Linked DNA regions of Mus musculus: region 1 is linked to region 2. Evidence: chromatin loops called from intact Hi-C (ENCODE). Cell type or tissue: gastrocnemius. All regions are shown on one strand.

Region 1 (8,000 bases), 59 kb after region 2:
AGGTCAATATTTGATTTTGAGGAACAATAAATCTTGATACCGTGGAAAGGAGGCATCGATGCAGGTGCTGTTAGCTGGGGCTGGAAATGCTGTCACCACCAGTAGCCACACATCCTCCATGACCTGGAAAATGGGGTGGGGTGCTGAATATGTCTGGCAGTTTCTAGGCGTCTCTAGGTGAGGATATGGTCTGTTTGTTTGCTTGTTTGTTTGTTTGTTTGTTTGAAGTCCACAAGAGAGAAAAGTAAAAACTGTCCCTAGATGACTGGCAGAGTACACATTCCAGACCCTGTTTGCACAGATAACAGAGACAGGTGGTACCCCTCCCTAGACTGCCTCTCAGCCCACTGTGATTTGAAGGTTTCCTTCTTTTTCCTGGGCTGGGGTATGGAGGGGATGTCCCCCATATTTACCTCCTTATTCCTTATTCAGCCATTCCTCATTGTCCACTTTTTTTTATCACCCGAGGAAGACACACTGCCAAGCTAGTGAGAGGAGCAGAGCAGGTCACAACTGCACCCCAGATGGGTCTCCTCTGTTATCCCACCTTTCCAGACTCTGCTCCAAGCCCCACCCATCTCAGCACACAGAGTCACTAAGACAAGACCATGTGCCATTCCCCAAATGCTGGGACTGTCCCATCTGAGCCCTGCCCTCACAGTATTGGTGTACATCCCCTGGGGACCTCTCCTGAGCCTCAGGTGGTCTGTTTGACACTGCTCTTTCATAGGGCCTTCTTACCTTCCCCCAAGCAGTGTGAAACCTTCCATTGTCCCTGGACCACCTCCAGTTGGTTACCCCACCCTTTAGGCAGTGACTTGAATGACTGCCGGGTTTCGTTTTCCAGTGATTGACCTCTTCCAGGGCACGTGATGTTTGTACCACTCCAGCCCTGTTACCCAGGCAAAGATGACACAATGTGTGTTGGATGCATGGCTGGACACTGGGGAAAACAGATGTGCCAGGTCAGGGATTTGGAGCTGTCCTGTCAGAGCTGAAAGGGAGTTGAGCAGAACCTGTAGAAAGTGGGGAAGGCAGTGCCCCTGGCAAGCCCTGGAGGAGGAGTCAGCAGAGTCCAGACCTGCCAGCTCCTCTTCCTCACTGGCCACTGCCCTGACCATATTAATCTCGGGCTGAGCTGTGGAAATATCACTCTACTACATTCTATTCAAGTTCCCTGGAACTAAATTATGTTGTCAGGATTGGACAGAGCAGGAATGGAAAAGACCAGGCCGGATGACATGGGGCTGTTAAAAGGAGATGAATGAGTCTATGGTTTCCATTCAATTTTTCAAGGTTTCCCAAGGCAAGCCTGACAACACCACCTTATAACTCTCCGGCACCCTGCACATTCCCTCCACAATCTCATTTTTTTTTTTATTTCTGCCCATCAGATTAGAAGGACAGGGATTCTTCTTGTGGCTTCACAGATGAGGAAATAGAAAAGCTGGAGTAAAAGGGTGAGGAACACATCGACTAAGGTAAAGGTCGAGGCAAGGTCAGGCTGTAAATCTGCGATACAGCCACCAGGACCAGCTCTGGGCTCGTGGTGTAATGTTTCCATTTCCCACTTGCTCCGCTTCTTCTGCAAAATGGAGCTGAGCAGCACCATCTCCTAGGCCACAAGGCATCAAGGAAGTGACTGAAACTTCAATCCTTCATTCGTTCATTCATTCATTCATTCATTCATTCATTTCTGGTTAAATCAGACATCCCATGAGTCGAACATGTGTTAACTCTTCTCATGTAAGGGTCTTAACTTAAGAGAATTTCTACTTGATAGCTGTCTGACAGCAAGTCGGGTGCTAAGGCTTTGTTACTGAGAAGCTAGCCCTCAGCACAATTTCTTTGTGTGGTGTGTGTGCACCTAGGTGCGTAGACATGTGTGTACCTGTGCGTCCATGTATGTGCACTGTGTGTGTCTTCTTCAGTTCTTCAATTGATGTCTATCCTGTTTTTTAAGACAGAGTTTCCCACTGAATGCAATGCTTGCTGATTTGGTTAAACCAGCTTGCTAACATGGTCGTGGGGTCTTTGTGTCTCCTCCCCAGCATTGAGATTACAAAATCGCACAGCCACAGTCAAGGTTTTCTTCCTCCGTGGGTACTAGGGATCGAACTCAGGTCCTCATGCTTGTCTGTGAAGCACTTTACTAGCTGAGCCATCTCTCCAGGCCCCAGCACAGTTGCCTGAAGGGAGCGAGTCATATGTAAAGACTTTCTGCATCAAGCGTGTCCTCTGAGAAAGGAGGGAGGACTCTTCCCTGTCAGTCTGAGGAACACACAGTGTATATGGAATGACCAGCTTCCAGCTCCATGGTGTGCCCCCGTTAAAGGCAATCTCACCATCCAGGGCAGAGTGAGCCTCGGTTGTAAACAAAGGCCTAATTAAATTAACATAAATGATTTTATGTAAATTAAAGATCCACATGATGGCTGTTTATTGGTAGCAGCATCATATCTTGCACTGCACATGCTTGTTTAAAATTAATGTGCATAAATGCTCCAAACACCGTATTCGTATTATTAATAATGATAATAATGGTGAAAGGATGATAATAATAAACATATTCTCATAACAATGGTTCCCAGATGACTCTAAAATCTCAGCAGGGAGTGTGTGGAGTGTCTCGGCTCCTCTGGGAAACAACAAAAATTCCAGGGGCTTCCTAGTCTCCCCAGCCTTCATGCAGGGGTCCGTGCTGATATCTTCACTGAGTTGGCTAAAGAATGGCCTCTGAAACTCCTTCCATCTTTTGAGGCCTTACTCCCAGCCAGCTCTGCTATAAATCAGCCCAAACCTGCACAAGCGTCAAAGCGCTCTCCCTCCTCCCCATCTCAGAACCCACTTTTCCCATCAGTCTTCTCATCTCTTGTCTTCCTGGACACCCCTCAGATGTATGAAGATGGTGGCAGGTATACTGATGGTTCATTCTTCGTAGGTGGGTTAATGGAGGTCAGAGGCCGAAGCAACCCAAGGCCTACAGCAAGATCTCGGAGCTAGCACTAAAGTTCTTCTGACTCGGGTACTGCTGAGGTACACAAACAAGAGGTATTGGCTTAAAACACATAATCACTCAGTTCGACACGTCGGCTAGGGAGACTGGGAGACGACGTAAGTAGAGGAGCAGGTGAGGAGCTAGCAGTGTGAGGCTGTGCAGCAGCGTCTTTCTTTGATGCTCTCTATCCTAGAGTCAGTTGGCCAATGATGCTGTAAGGATTTTTTTTTTCCCAAAAGAACTGACATTGAAGGACATCTACTGAATGTGAGCCCAAACACAGGCTTTGTGTGCCTCAAGGGAAGATGCTCCAGACTGTCTCCAGGCCAGAGGGTGAGTTTTTATTAACTCCAGAAAGTCACCAAACTCCCTGACAAATCGTTATAGGGACTGGAGAACTCATGTGGTGATCCTGAGCTTGCCAAAGACAACTGGGTGAACACTATCACCTTCCCCAGAGGTCTAGGTCACCCTTTCTCTTTGTGATAGCAGGCAATGGCTGTCAGCCAATCAGAGTATGTGTGTACACGGGTATATGTGTGAGTGTGTATATGCATATTAGTATATAAGTATGGAGTATATATACATATATGTATATATGTGTATTGTGAGGGTATATATATATGTGTGTGTGTGTGTGTGTGTGTGTGTGTGTGTGCTCCACTAGATTGTGAGGATCTGAGAACCAGACTGAGACTAACGGGTCATAGCACCAAGTGCTCCCAATGCCCTTGGCCTTCATAGCCACCAGCAGCGCCTCAGGGAGAACTCTAAGGGTTCATGACCTTGAATGGAGGATGCTATTTATTTTTTATTACAATAGAGGCAGTAAGCTACAGTTCTACTGTCAATGCTTGAGACTAATGTCACCTACAAGAGACCACATAGGTTTTCTATTCCGTTTAAGTTACTGCAGATATCTCAAGTGTTTAGTTCAACAGAGGCCAGGAGCATCTATCTTGCAGAACCCCATAGAGCTTTGTAGGTCCTGGTCCTCTGTATTAACTGCTGTCCTAACTCAAAAACAGCCTTAGGCAATATGCAACTCAATGTCCTCAAGACTTTGTTCCAGTAAAACTTTATTTACAAAAAAACGGGGAAACCATCAAGCTCATGGCTTCCGGGTCCTTTGTACAATGAGTCATCCCTTTGACGTTACAATAGCTATCGGAATCTTGTTACTTAGTTCTTAGCAGAGAAGCACATCCTTTATGTCAGACTCCTTTTTGAACTTTGAGAATTGACTTTTAGTATCCTGCGTTGCTTCTGTGTACCCATATATCTTGTTTCAACCATTCAAAGCCCTTCTTCTAAGATAGGGTCCCTGACCGACCTCAGGAGCCTTTGACCCTCTCCATGAAAGTGAAGTGCGCTCAGGATTCAACAAGTCTCAGCTTCCATCCTGTGCTGTGGAAGCGGCACAGCTAGCAGGACTAGGCTCATATCAGAAGCTTCCTGTGTGAATTCAGTAACATTAGGAATGCAGAGTGCTCTGTTACTAACACTTTTGTTTCCCCAATGGCACCTATTACAGTCCTCTGTACCTGGTAGGCACTGGATAAATTGTTGCACCCGTGTGAGTTGAATCAAGAGCCTGGCAGCCTTCCAGGAAGAAGGGATGGAGGGGAGGAGTAAGAGAGGGAGGAGGCATAGAGAGAAGGAGTGAAAGGGGGAGAGGGAAGGGAGGAGGGCAGAGGACCCTGGCGGCTCTGTATCGTTTCTACTGCCGCCCATGCAGAGTCCATAAGCATCTCATCTGTTTAGAAATTGCACAGGGGGGCTGCAAAGAGGAAGAAGGGTGGGGGGAAGGGGGCTGTGTGCAGAGCAGAGACTTCCTGCTGATGCGGCAGGTTTTAAGAGCACAACTTGCAGTTTGCCAAAGCCCATGAACCTTGAAATAGAAATATGGACCTCTTAATTCATCGCGCTGTTATTTGATAAAGTATAAGGTAAATGAATGCAGAGCCTTTTCCCTTTAATTACACAAGGAGAGGGAGGAGCAGAGGCCTGGGGGAGAGAGGCCACTGTGAAGTCAATGACATAGAACAGAACGAAGGGGCTCAGAGTGCAGCTCTGATAGCCTTACCCTGGAGACAGAGGCTGAAACCATGAATACAATGATAACAAACTGCACTGGGCACTACCCATAGGAGTGCATTCCGAGAGAGACAATGGGACCAATGGAGCCTTCAAAGGCCAGTAGCCCACCTGGGTGGGGAAACGACCCTGGCTCATCTACACCAGGCACCAGAATTGCACTACAGGAAAAGCCTGTAATAATGGTAATGGTCCCACAGGTAAAAGCAGGCAGGCATCGAGTCCCTGTTTCCCTGCTTGAACAGGGCCAAAGCCTCATTCTGCCTACCCACACAGTACATACAAGCCTGGCCTGAGAGTTAACACCCTAGTATGGAAAGGGACAGTGCTAGTAAACACCTCCTACCTTCAACATGGCAGCATGAGGCCTGGAACTTAAAACCTCCCTCTCTCCTCTCTTTAGATCCTTCCGCTACCCATCCAGTCCAGCCATCAAAGACCTCCAGAAAGAGGCACAACCAGCTAGGTGGAAATGATTCAGTATGTGGATGCCCTGTTAATCAATGTACTTAAAGCCCTAGTACTTCTGGCCTTCTAAGGGACCCATACTGTAGTCAAAGGATTCCGACTTGTTAAAGTTGTCCCAGATAACAAGAGGATACAAGACCGAGGCTCTGTCAAGCTGAATTGTGTCCCCTCAATTTCAGATGCTCCAGGTAGTACTCCATCCCCTGAGACAGTGACCTTGTTTGGGAATAGGCGCATTGTCTACTTACTGGTTACAATGGCGCCTTGCTGGAGTAGATTAGTCTCTAGAGTCCAGTGCCGCTACTGTTCTCATTTAGAGGGGAAATTTGGACATAACCATGGCAAAGGAGCACACAGGAGGAGACAGTCAGAGATCAGAGCCACGTGTCTGCCAGCCAAAGACTGTGATCACTTGCCAGCACGCTGATAGAAGCTGTCGGAGAAGCAGAGGACAGACTCCTCCTGAAAGCCATAGATGATGCCCACTGTGCCAACATCCTTTCAAACCCCTGGCCTCCAGGGCACTGAGATCCATGATCTAAGCCACCCACTGTGGTCCTTTGGGATGCCCACTCCAGCACAGTCATGCGGACTCTGTCTACTTTAATGTCTGCTGGATGAGTCACTTAAAGAGGTTTCTGGTCTGACCTTCACAAGACAGACCGCCCATCCCAGCAGGGACACCCAAGACTGGATGGTGTTGAGCACTCTGCAGCCCAGCTACTACAAGATCCTGGGCAAAGACAGAGCTCTCTACCTCGGTTTCCTCCTGTCTAAGGAGTAATTAGTACAGCGCTCCCCGGTTCAGGCACTCAACAGACAAACCCGAGGCTTCTTTAAAATGGCATTGTGTGTTTAGTAGGGGTAAGACTATATGCCAGCTAATGAGATATGGAGAGTGGGATGTGACAGACTGAGCCCAGCCCTGGGCTGCTGCAGCCAGTTTCTGTTGTGGGAGGGCATTTGGAATACTCTGGAATCCCTGTGCCTTCACAGAGACAGGAGGACTGGGCTGGTAAATACAACCCTAGCATGGGCTATCACATGCTACAGCCTGGTCCTACTCTGTCATTGTGCCAGTAAGCCCATGTCAGTCTCCACTGGACACGTGATGATGTGCAAGGCCAGCATCTCTCCCATGGAAACAGAGTAAAGGAAACTACAAGACCATCGACAGTTTTCTTGACCAGTTCTCAGGCATAGTCAAGGCTCAGGTGAGAGGCTCTTTGATGGAAGTCTCAAGGTTGGCTTGGTCTGCAGGAAGCTCAGGCAGCTAAGCCAGACTGTGTCAAAAAATTCAAAATAGAAACTTTCTTGCTTGCCCTGTTAATTTTGTTATGCAATAATAACTCAGAAATAAATATTTTGTTATTCTAAGTACTCTTTGTCCATCCCAAATCAAGAAATGGCCCAGATTCCAGGCCCTTCGGGAGCCTGCAGGCTGCTAGTCCTCTCTACTGCCTGGGGAGGTCTCCAGAGGATCCAGCTTCCTTCTGCCCACCCCTGAGGGCTGGACGGCCATGCATAATTAAAGCCAGAGCAGGATTCTTGCAGCATTTCTTGTTGGCAACGGAGAGGCTTGCTGAGGCAAGGCCTTGGAGTTGTTCGAAACATGAACAATCTCTAGGTCTCTGAAGAAGAAGAGAAGAAAAAAAAAAGATAATAATAATATGTCCTGTCCATTAAAGTCGCGGACAGACAGGAACCCTTGCTGAGGGCCTTTGGGACACTTTTCTTGGGCAGTGGGCTGCATGTGAGTGCGAGAGAACTTAGGCTTGAGGCAAGACCTGCCAGAGAACAAGGTGGGTCTCCTAGGACACGCCCACCGGCCTGCTCCCCAGAAGATGGGGGTATGGAAGCTCAGCTGTGACTGAACTCTACACAGTGGGTAGGATCCCATCCCACAAGGCCATGGCTGCCAGGTACAAAGCCATGGACAAAGCTTACCATCCCTCTTGCCTTCTTTTTCAAGAAATATCAAATGTAGCCCAGGCTAGCATCAAACTCACTCTGTAGCCAAGGGTGTCCTTGGACTTAGGATTCGTCTGCCACCTGCTAGGATTATTGGTATGCACCACAGCTCCCATTTGATAGGGTACTGAGGATTAAACTCAGGGCTACCTGTGTACTAGTCAAGCACTCTACCAACTGAGCACATCCCAGCCCCAGAGACCATTGCACTTTTTTTTTCAGTTTAATTTTTTTATTAAATGTGTTTTTATTAATTCCTCGAGAACGTCATATTGCCTATTATAATCACATTCACACCTACTCCTCCTGGTCCCTCCCAGATCCACCCCTACCTCCTTCTCCTCCCTAATTTGTGTCCTTTTCTTTGTTTCCTTTTGTGATCACCTGCTGAGTCCAGTGAGAGGGGCTATCCTCTGGAACTTGGCCAAGTCGCCAGGGACCACACCCTTAAAGAAAACTGACTCTG
Region 2 (8,000 bases):
CTTACTGTCTGGCTTTTCCATTTGAAAAACCCTCCAAGAGGGTGTCACCCTCAGCCGTTGGCAACTACTCTTCCTGCTAGGCTGTGTCTGCCGTGGTGGGCATCACAAAAGCCTGTGATAAGTATTGTGTGAATGCTGAGTTGAGAATGGAGTCTCACTTGCCTGGCCTCCTGCAACTTGGAGCAGGCAAGGATGTCCCTGCCACACTGCCCAGTAGTCTCTCCTCAGTGGTGAAAGCCCCCACCCCGGGTTCCCACACACCTCTCTCAGGCTTGCCCAGTTGCTAGAGTCACCCATGCGATCCCCCAGCATAGACACTGCCACCTACTCACCGTGAACTGTATTTAAAATGTAAATAAAAAAAGGCTTTTAGGAGATTTAAGTGTTTCCCTTGGTATTTAAATTATTCAATTATAACTAAAGCTATTAAAATACAGTTAATTAAAATTGTTAGATTGTTTTCCTTCGCACTGATCGCGGCATCGCCGACTTCTCCCTCTAGCTGTTTAATTCCTATTAAAAATGATAATGCCCTGCTTTATTCATAAATGCAGCAACCTTCCCGTGCATTCTTCAGGCGCTCTCCCTTCCCCAAGCCACACCATCGTCTTTGCTCCTAGCAGTGAAGCAGAAACTCTGCCTTAGTCTTCAGAGGTTTAATCAGCAGTAAAAAAGACTCGAAATTTAAACATTAGCATGACTTACAACAAATAATACAGGCCCTCTGTTTTTTTATTTTTAAATAGCCTTCTAATTCTGATGCAACATAATGTCATTAGAGACCAAAGCAGGACCCCAAGGTTTAATGAAAGGTGGGTACCAGATAAAGGCTTTGTAACTCACAACATAAAATTACCAGATCGTACACTAAATATTTATTTGAAAGGTTCTGTAGCATTTCTGGTGGGAGTAGTTCAATCCACTGTGCAGACAGGTATGTGTTTCTAGAACAGAAAGAAAAAAAATGCAGGCAAAGCCAGTGCCTGCATCTCTAACTGGGTACCTCTGAGAACCTAACAGTTACAGTGTTTCAATGCCTGAGCTGTGTTACATGGCAGTAATGGCTCTCCTTGGTGATAATGGGACAGGTGAATGGGTTCAGCTTTCCCAGAAGGGCCAGGTACCACCTCGAGCCCTAGGGGTAATTCGTGAACACATCTGAATCGTGACTCCTTACATGTCTCCAAATGTCACCACAAAGGGCATGGCTGTGAAGTGGCTCAGTTACTAAAAGGTGTGGCTGCCCTTAGGGAGCTTGTGCCCACCCACCAGCCATGCACCCTGCACGTGGAGCTCGAGGTTGGACAGTACTGTCACTAAGGTTTCCCGTGTGGATATGGAAGATTCCACAGGAAAGGTGGGCTGGGTGTGGTCTCCCCTGGGCAAAGGCAAAGGGAAGATGAAGGGGAGGGGACAAGAAGGAGGTGGTGGGTTTGGGACACTGAGACTCTACTGTAGTCGGAACATAGATTAGGTGGAAGTGTACAGCAGAATTTAGAGACCCTTTACAGCAGAATTCAAGAGTAACCCTAGACATGTCTCCTCTGAAGTTTGCCCATCCACGAAGGACTGAGCGTGGTTCAGTCCTTCATGTGCAGCTCTCAGAGCTGGGCTGCAGGTGGTTGGTGAATGACCAGAAGAACTGTAGCCAGCACCTAGTGAGTTCTGGGTACTGGTTGGAAATGCCCCCAGGGCTGGCTGCTGAGCTGCTGGGGACCCAATCAAAAACTCAGGTGAAGCAATCTGAGCTCTTGGACCTTGGACCTTGTTCTGCAGTAACCTGAGTACTCAGACTGGGACTGCAGACTTTCTTCCCAGGCCCACCTCCTCCTGTGCCCAACAGAGCCTCATCAGCTGCTCTAAATGTGCCTCTTTACCCAAGGGACACAGTGTCCCAGGGAAGTAGAGAGAGGCTATGAACTTCGTTGCTGGTCACAGGGGAGTGTAAATCTAAACCACACTGGCATGCCATTGTGCAATGAGCGAGGTGACTACAGCCAAATAGAGAAAAAGGTCAGCTCAATCATCCTGGGGCAAAGATGAGGGGAATGAGCTACCACCATAGCACTGGTGGGCATTCACTTTGTAGAACAGTAGGAAGCGTCTGCATTCCCAGGAAGAGAAAAGAACATATGCCCACTCTGAGATTTGGATGCAGCTGTTGGCAACAGCCTTAGTCCATAACTGCCTAAGAGTGGAGCAAACCTAAGAGTCCACCCACAGAGGAATGGGTAAAGAAACTGTGGTATATCTATTCAAGTGAATAGGACTCAGCCATGAAGGGGAACACGCTGCTGAAACATGGTATAGCATGAGTGAATTGCTGCATAATTATGCAGAGTGAAAGAATGCAGGCAGAAGGGGGAGGGGTCTGCCAGCAATCCACAGGGGCAGAGGGGGTGTGCCTGGGCGTGGATAGTGGGGTGGGCTGACAGACAGGAGGCATAAGGAAGCAGAAAGAAAGATTTGGGTGTGATGGCTACATTCACTCCTGACTGCAGTGATCGATTCTTGCCTACAGACAGATGTCAAAACATATCAAAGCACACACCTTTGGTTTATTGTACATCAAGCACACATCAATAAAGTGACTTTAAAAAATTAAAAGCCCAGACTTTAGAGGTTTCTTTTTGATAATTTTGGCCGTGACATGGTTTTAAGTGAATAAAATAGCAAGAACAGTCAGAATCGCCTAAATAGATTTTCCTCAATCAGCCCCAGTCTTCACCTCTCCTCCTCTTCCCCTTCTTCCTGAACTGGTTGAGAGGTGAGTCCAAGATGTTGCTTCCCTTTAGCCCAACACCTCAGGGGATATTTCATAAAGCAAGGCATTCTCCTGCTGTCCACGGTTCAGCTCTTGAAATAGAGAACTTTGCCATGGACCCTTAAGTCAGTGCCAACAGTGGTTCTGTAACGGGCACGGCAGCTGTCTCTGCACTGGGACATCCATCCAGGATCTCCCAGCTCTCGGCTCACACATCTCTGGCTCCTCTGACCCGAGTTCCAGAGCTGACCACCACTCGCTAGTGGCCCTGTGACCTTGAGCCTTCACCTCCAAACCCTGATCTATGCAGCAAGAATAAAACGAGCCAGTCCTCAGGATGGGGGAAGATGAGTGAGAGGAAGGCTGTGTGTGCCATCTGTTATAGGGACTAAGGATAGAGTGAGCAGGCTCAGGCACTTAGGGCCAGCATCCCACGTGATCTGAACACTGGATGTTCAGTCTGGACGTCCTGAGTCACTCTGACCCAGCTCAGTAAGCCCCTCTGAGACACTTGTCAGGCGCATCCTCTGCTTGGTGTGATGACCCCTCTCAAGAGTTTAGGGCTACTAATTTCCCTTCTATGTTTTAAAATCCACCCTACCATGAGAAGAAAGGATGGAAGGATTCTAGAAGCCAGAAGGTTGAGGACCCCATAAAAACACAGCTTACAAAATCAACTACACAGGGTTCATGGGGCCTCACAGTGATTGAAGCAGCAACCATGGTCCCTATATGGGTCTGAGCCAGGTCCTCTGCATATACCTTGTGAGTGCATAGCTTGGTGTTTTTTCGTGGGAACCCTAACAGCAGAAGTGGGGGCTGTCTCTAATTCTTTTGCCTGTGCTTGGGACCCTTTTTCTCCTCCTACTGGATCACCTGGCCTTGATATGAAGATTTCTTTTTTTATTTTTTTGCCTTGTCTTATTGTGATGTGTTATGCCATGTTCGGTTGCTATCCCTGAAAGATCTGACCTTCTTTTAAAGGGAAACTGAGGAAGAGAGGGCTTATGGGGAGGGGAGGGAGGACTTGGAGGAATACAGGTAGGGGAAGGCATGGTTGGGATGGAATGTGTGTGAAGAATAAAAATTAAAATAAATAAAATCCATTCTTCCTCCCCCAACTTCCTTCCCTACTAACATTGTTCGAGTCCAGAGAAAGTGAGTCTCAGAGTGGTTGCTCCTGCCCTGGCCGGGTGTATCCTGCCTCTTGACATGTCTTTCTGCTGACACCAGAACACAAGGCTGACACCTTACACACAGTTAATCTGCCAGGGTGCCCATGACCAGGATGATCAGGTATAGGACCTGCTGCCTAGGAGCCCTCAGCTGAAGATGTCTGTCCGGTGACTTCTGTTTAAGTTATAACATTAGCTCCTGGTGGCTTTAGGGTGGTGAGAGGTTAGCTGGCTGATATGAGCAAGGCTACCAAGCAGAAGACATTTTGGAACTTGGGAAGTGATGTCACACGTGCTTCTAATTCAGAGATACGGGAAGAGAGGAGCAAGGCAGGCTGGGAGCAGCTCAGGCTGAGGGAGAGCATGGCCTGAAAGGAGCTAAAGGTCCCAAGGTGGGAAGCAGAGCAGAGAGGCCCACTCGTGTTGGCAAAGGCAGAGGGAGATCCTCACGAAGTCCATCCCCACAGTCCTTCAGGCTCCGACCAGATTCTCACTCTGCCTGGCTCTGTTTGTTTCCTAGTGCTGCCTAGGTAACAAATGAGCACACACTGGGTGGCTTTAAACACTCTGTTGTACAAGCCAGAAGTCTAAAGCAAAGGTGCCAGCTAGGCTGGCTGTGCAGTGTACAGGCTGACCTCACGTGAGTCCCCCTCGTCTCTCTGTCTCTCTGTCTCTCTCTGTCTCTCTCTCTGTCTCTCTCTCTCTTTCTCTCTTACCTACTTGTGACTCCCAGCTTCCAGCGTTCCCCCATCCTGCATGGGGCTCTAGGATCTTCAGTCCTTGCTACCTGTGCCTCCCGCTGCAACTCCACAGCCTCTACCTCCACCATTACAAGCATCCGTGCTCTGGCTTATGGCCCATAGCACTGAGTGTCTTGTCTTTTCTGTCCCTTGTAAGGACACACCTGCCACTGGATTCATGCCCTCCTGCCCTGGGGTGAACTTACCCAAAGACTATCACATGCCACACAGATCCTTCCTTGACTGGTGCCCCATTATGAGATTTCGTGAGACACCATTGCATGTGGCTGGGGCACAATTCTACCACTTACAGGTTGAGAGCAAACAGTGTGTCATCACCGTGGCTTCCCTGGATTTCTTCCTAGTCTGTGGGAGCTGCTGTATGATCAACTGGGGCTAGGGGGGGAGCTAATTTTCAAAGGTCCCCTAAGCCTGAAAGGGGGAAGAGCCTGGGCTTAGGGATTGGGGACAGGGGAATGGCTCTGGTGATCTCAGAGGCCAACTCTCCCACACCGGAGTGCCCCTGTGGTGCACAGCAGAAGATGTGAGAGTGAGGGAGAGCAGGATGCTGGAGCACCAAGCTTCACTGTCCTCCCCTGGAAACTCAAGTTCCAAAATGAGGTTTGAGCATCTACTGAGTTCTGTAACAGGATGTGGTGTAAGGGACATGAAGTTTCTTGGTTTATGACATTTTTAGGGTCATGAGGGGGTCAAGATATCATAGCTGGTGAGAGCTACCCACAGGAGCATTGGGGGCCAAACACCTTAGTACCAAGGTAGACAGGGAAACCCTGCACACAGTCCAAAGGAGGTAGTACTGAGCTATGACATAAAAGACATTTAAGAGTTAGATAGGGCAGGGAGACATGGGGGTGAGTAGGTGTGTGGCATGAGCCAGGATGAGCCTGGTAAGTGTTCGATGCAATAAGAAAGTGCATTTTGGTTTTCAGTCTGGGAAGGCAGGGTGGGGCTACTATGGGAGTTCCAGGAGGAAAAAAAAAAAAAAAAAAAAAAAACTTTGCAGAGATGGAAAGCAACCTTGGGTGCAAAGAAGTCAGAATTTTATTCTGCTCCCTCCGGCGGCTGATGGAAGCTGTTCAGCCAACTGCAGAATGAACAAATTTGTAGTGCAGAATGATCACTCAGGCGGCTAGAGGGCACGAGCTGGGAGCAGGAGCCGAGCAGAAACCTATTGCTTCACCCTTGAGAGATGATCAGAGCTGAGGTGCGATGGAGGGGAAGGAATGGATGCACGAGGCTTTGGAGGGAGGGCGTCACGCACAGGGCACAGTGACCTCACACAAGCCCGGTTGGCAGGCCTGTCTCTAGGTCACAGAGATAATGGACCTGGTAAGCTTTGGAAAGCATGGAACACCTCGCCCTGGCAGGGACTGGTTTGAGCTGGATCCTGAAGTGCAGCCTCTCTCATCTTCTCCTGGGAGTCTCTCCTCCCTGCTTTCCTCGCCTGTAAGCAAAAGAGAGAGGGGAGGTGAAAAACAGACACATTAAGTGCCAAAGCTTATGTTAATACAGCATTAAGGTTGAAAATGTAATCTCCTAGGAGTCAGGAAATTCCGAACAAGGGGTTTCCATAGCAACTCAGCCACACTGCTCCTCTGTCCATTTGGACCCTGTTTTCCTTGTTAAATATGATCCCGTCGTATATTATATTTTAACCAGCTAAATGTGCTACCCACAGCACACAGAGCTCTAGCGATGGCTCACGAAACTGCCAGAAACAAGTGTGTGCACGCGCATGCACATGCATGGCAAAGAGCAGGTGCCTGCCAAGTGAGCCTGACATAGCACAGCCACATCCTGGTATCTAATAAATGAGTCATAATTGCATTAAGAACAGCTCCCCGATACATCAGTGAGCAAGGGCTCTGCAACCTTTGTGCTCAGAATGGATGGACCAGAGTGTCCACTCTAGGGACCCAGAGGGTGGGTGGTAGGCACCGCAAGACTCCTCCCAGATGCCAGCCTGAATGGTCAGGAGCCCTCTCAGATGGCACTGTCAGGATGTGGGTCAGAATTACCTGGTCCACTGACTCTTCATGAGTGCCAGCCAATCAGAGATTATCTGTCACTGTTCGTTAACATCCCCGGCATTCGCCCACACAGCAAGCACACAGGCAGAGGAAATGTGACACCCCCCCACACACACACTCCCCGCCAAGCACACACAGCAGAGTGGACAAAAGCTTTCTCTGTGACTGCAGGGACGTTGGGAGCTAGGAAGATGGACAGGAGGTGGGGCAGTGGGATGACTAAGTAACAGAATGTGTGAAACATCTGCCTTATCATGCAGTGGAAAAAGGCTGGAATTTTCCACTCAGGCTGCTGGGGCTTGGTTATCTCCCAGACATGTGGTCTTCAGCAAGTCCCTTAATTTCTCTTTGTCTTAGTTTCTCATCTGCAAAATTGGGATAAAATTACCATTAACCTCACACAGGCTTGTTGGGGGATTAAATGGGATAATTGATGCACAAGCTTGCTGGAAACTTCTAAATCCCTAAGACACATGTCAGGCTGCCACGGAGCTCTAGAAAACCATGCTGCCTTCTGGTGACATATAATGGCGTCTAGATAGTTTTGTGCTTGATTCTTAAACCTTCCAGTGGGTCCAAGATGTATTAAAGGGTCTAGAGCAACGGTAGCCAAATATTGTCTGGGAAGTACGTATGTTGAGCTTTGGAGGCCATATTGTAACTTCTTTGCTCTAAGCTGTACATAAACAACTGAAAGAAGCTGGATTTCAATAAAGCTTTATTTTCAAAAGCAGAAAGCAGTCAGAGATTCTGACCTGTGGGCTGCAGTGTGCTAGTCCCTGGTCTATTTTCTATTTAAGGAAGTATGTATTTGTGAATATAGCTTTTCTGCTGAGAATTCAACTCTTTCTCCTACCTCCACCCACCCCCACATGGACACAGCCTCTCTTTTTAACCAACTTCACCTCCCCAAACCAGTGAGCACATTAGTGTCCCAACCCTTGCCGGCCTCTGTCATAGACTGGAAGACTGCAACTACCACCTCTGCTCCCCAGTTAGTAATTCTTGATGGTCCAATGATGTGAACGTGTGTGTGTGTGTGTGTGTGTGTGTGTGTGTGTGTGTGTGTGTGTGTGTTCTTCCAACTCATTCAAGGCTTCTAGAACAGTCAGGAACATGATCACCTCACCACGTCTGTGCTCACTGCATGGCCTGGAGTCGGTCAGCTTCCTCTATGGGTGTGAGGGTGAACCTGGACAGAAATGCCAGATGGAAGGAGCAGGTGGGCAGGAGGGTCTACAGCCTCGCTCCCTCTGATGGAAGAGCCCTG

The links. Peaks named below come from ENCODE experiments on the same cell type or tissue, not always from the same donor. Only the 100,000 strongest peaks of a DNase experiment are listed, where the experiment ranks them.
Region 1: it touches region 2 in a loop (3-fold over the local background); 2 of 42 quality-filtered maps call a loop at or near these places.

Annotation. Positions count from the first base shown.
Region 1 is chr14:25,238,854-25,246,853 of GRCm38, forward strand. No RefSeq gene overlaps it. Among named protein-coding and RNA genes, the nearest start is that of Gm32379, 31 kb to the left of the region's middle. In gastrocnemius, no CTCF peak of the experiment used is centred here; DNase peaks (open chromatin) are centred at 4,619 and 6,048; H3K27ac peaks cover 463 bases.
Region 2 is chr14:25,179,768-25,187,767 of GRCm38, forward strand. It overlaps Gm32307 (a long non-coding RNA gene), which reads right to left. Exons shown (of 3, transcript XR_874431.2): 3 at 5,719-6,144. Among named protein-coding and RNA genes, the nearest start is that of Gm32307, 15 kb to the right of the region's middle. In gastrocnemius, no CTCF peak of the experiment used is centred here; DNase peaks (open chromatin) are centred at 4,500, 4,838, 5,972, 6,481 and 1 more place; H3K27ac peaks cover 5,395 bases.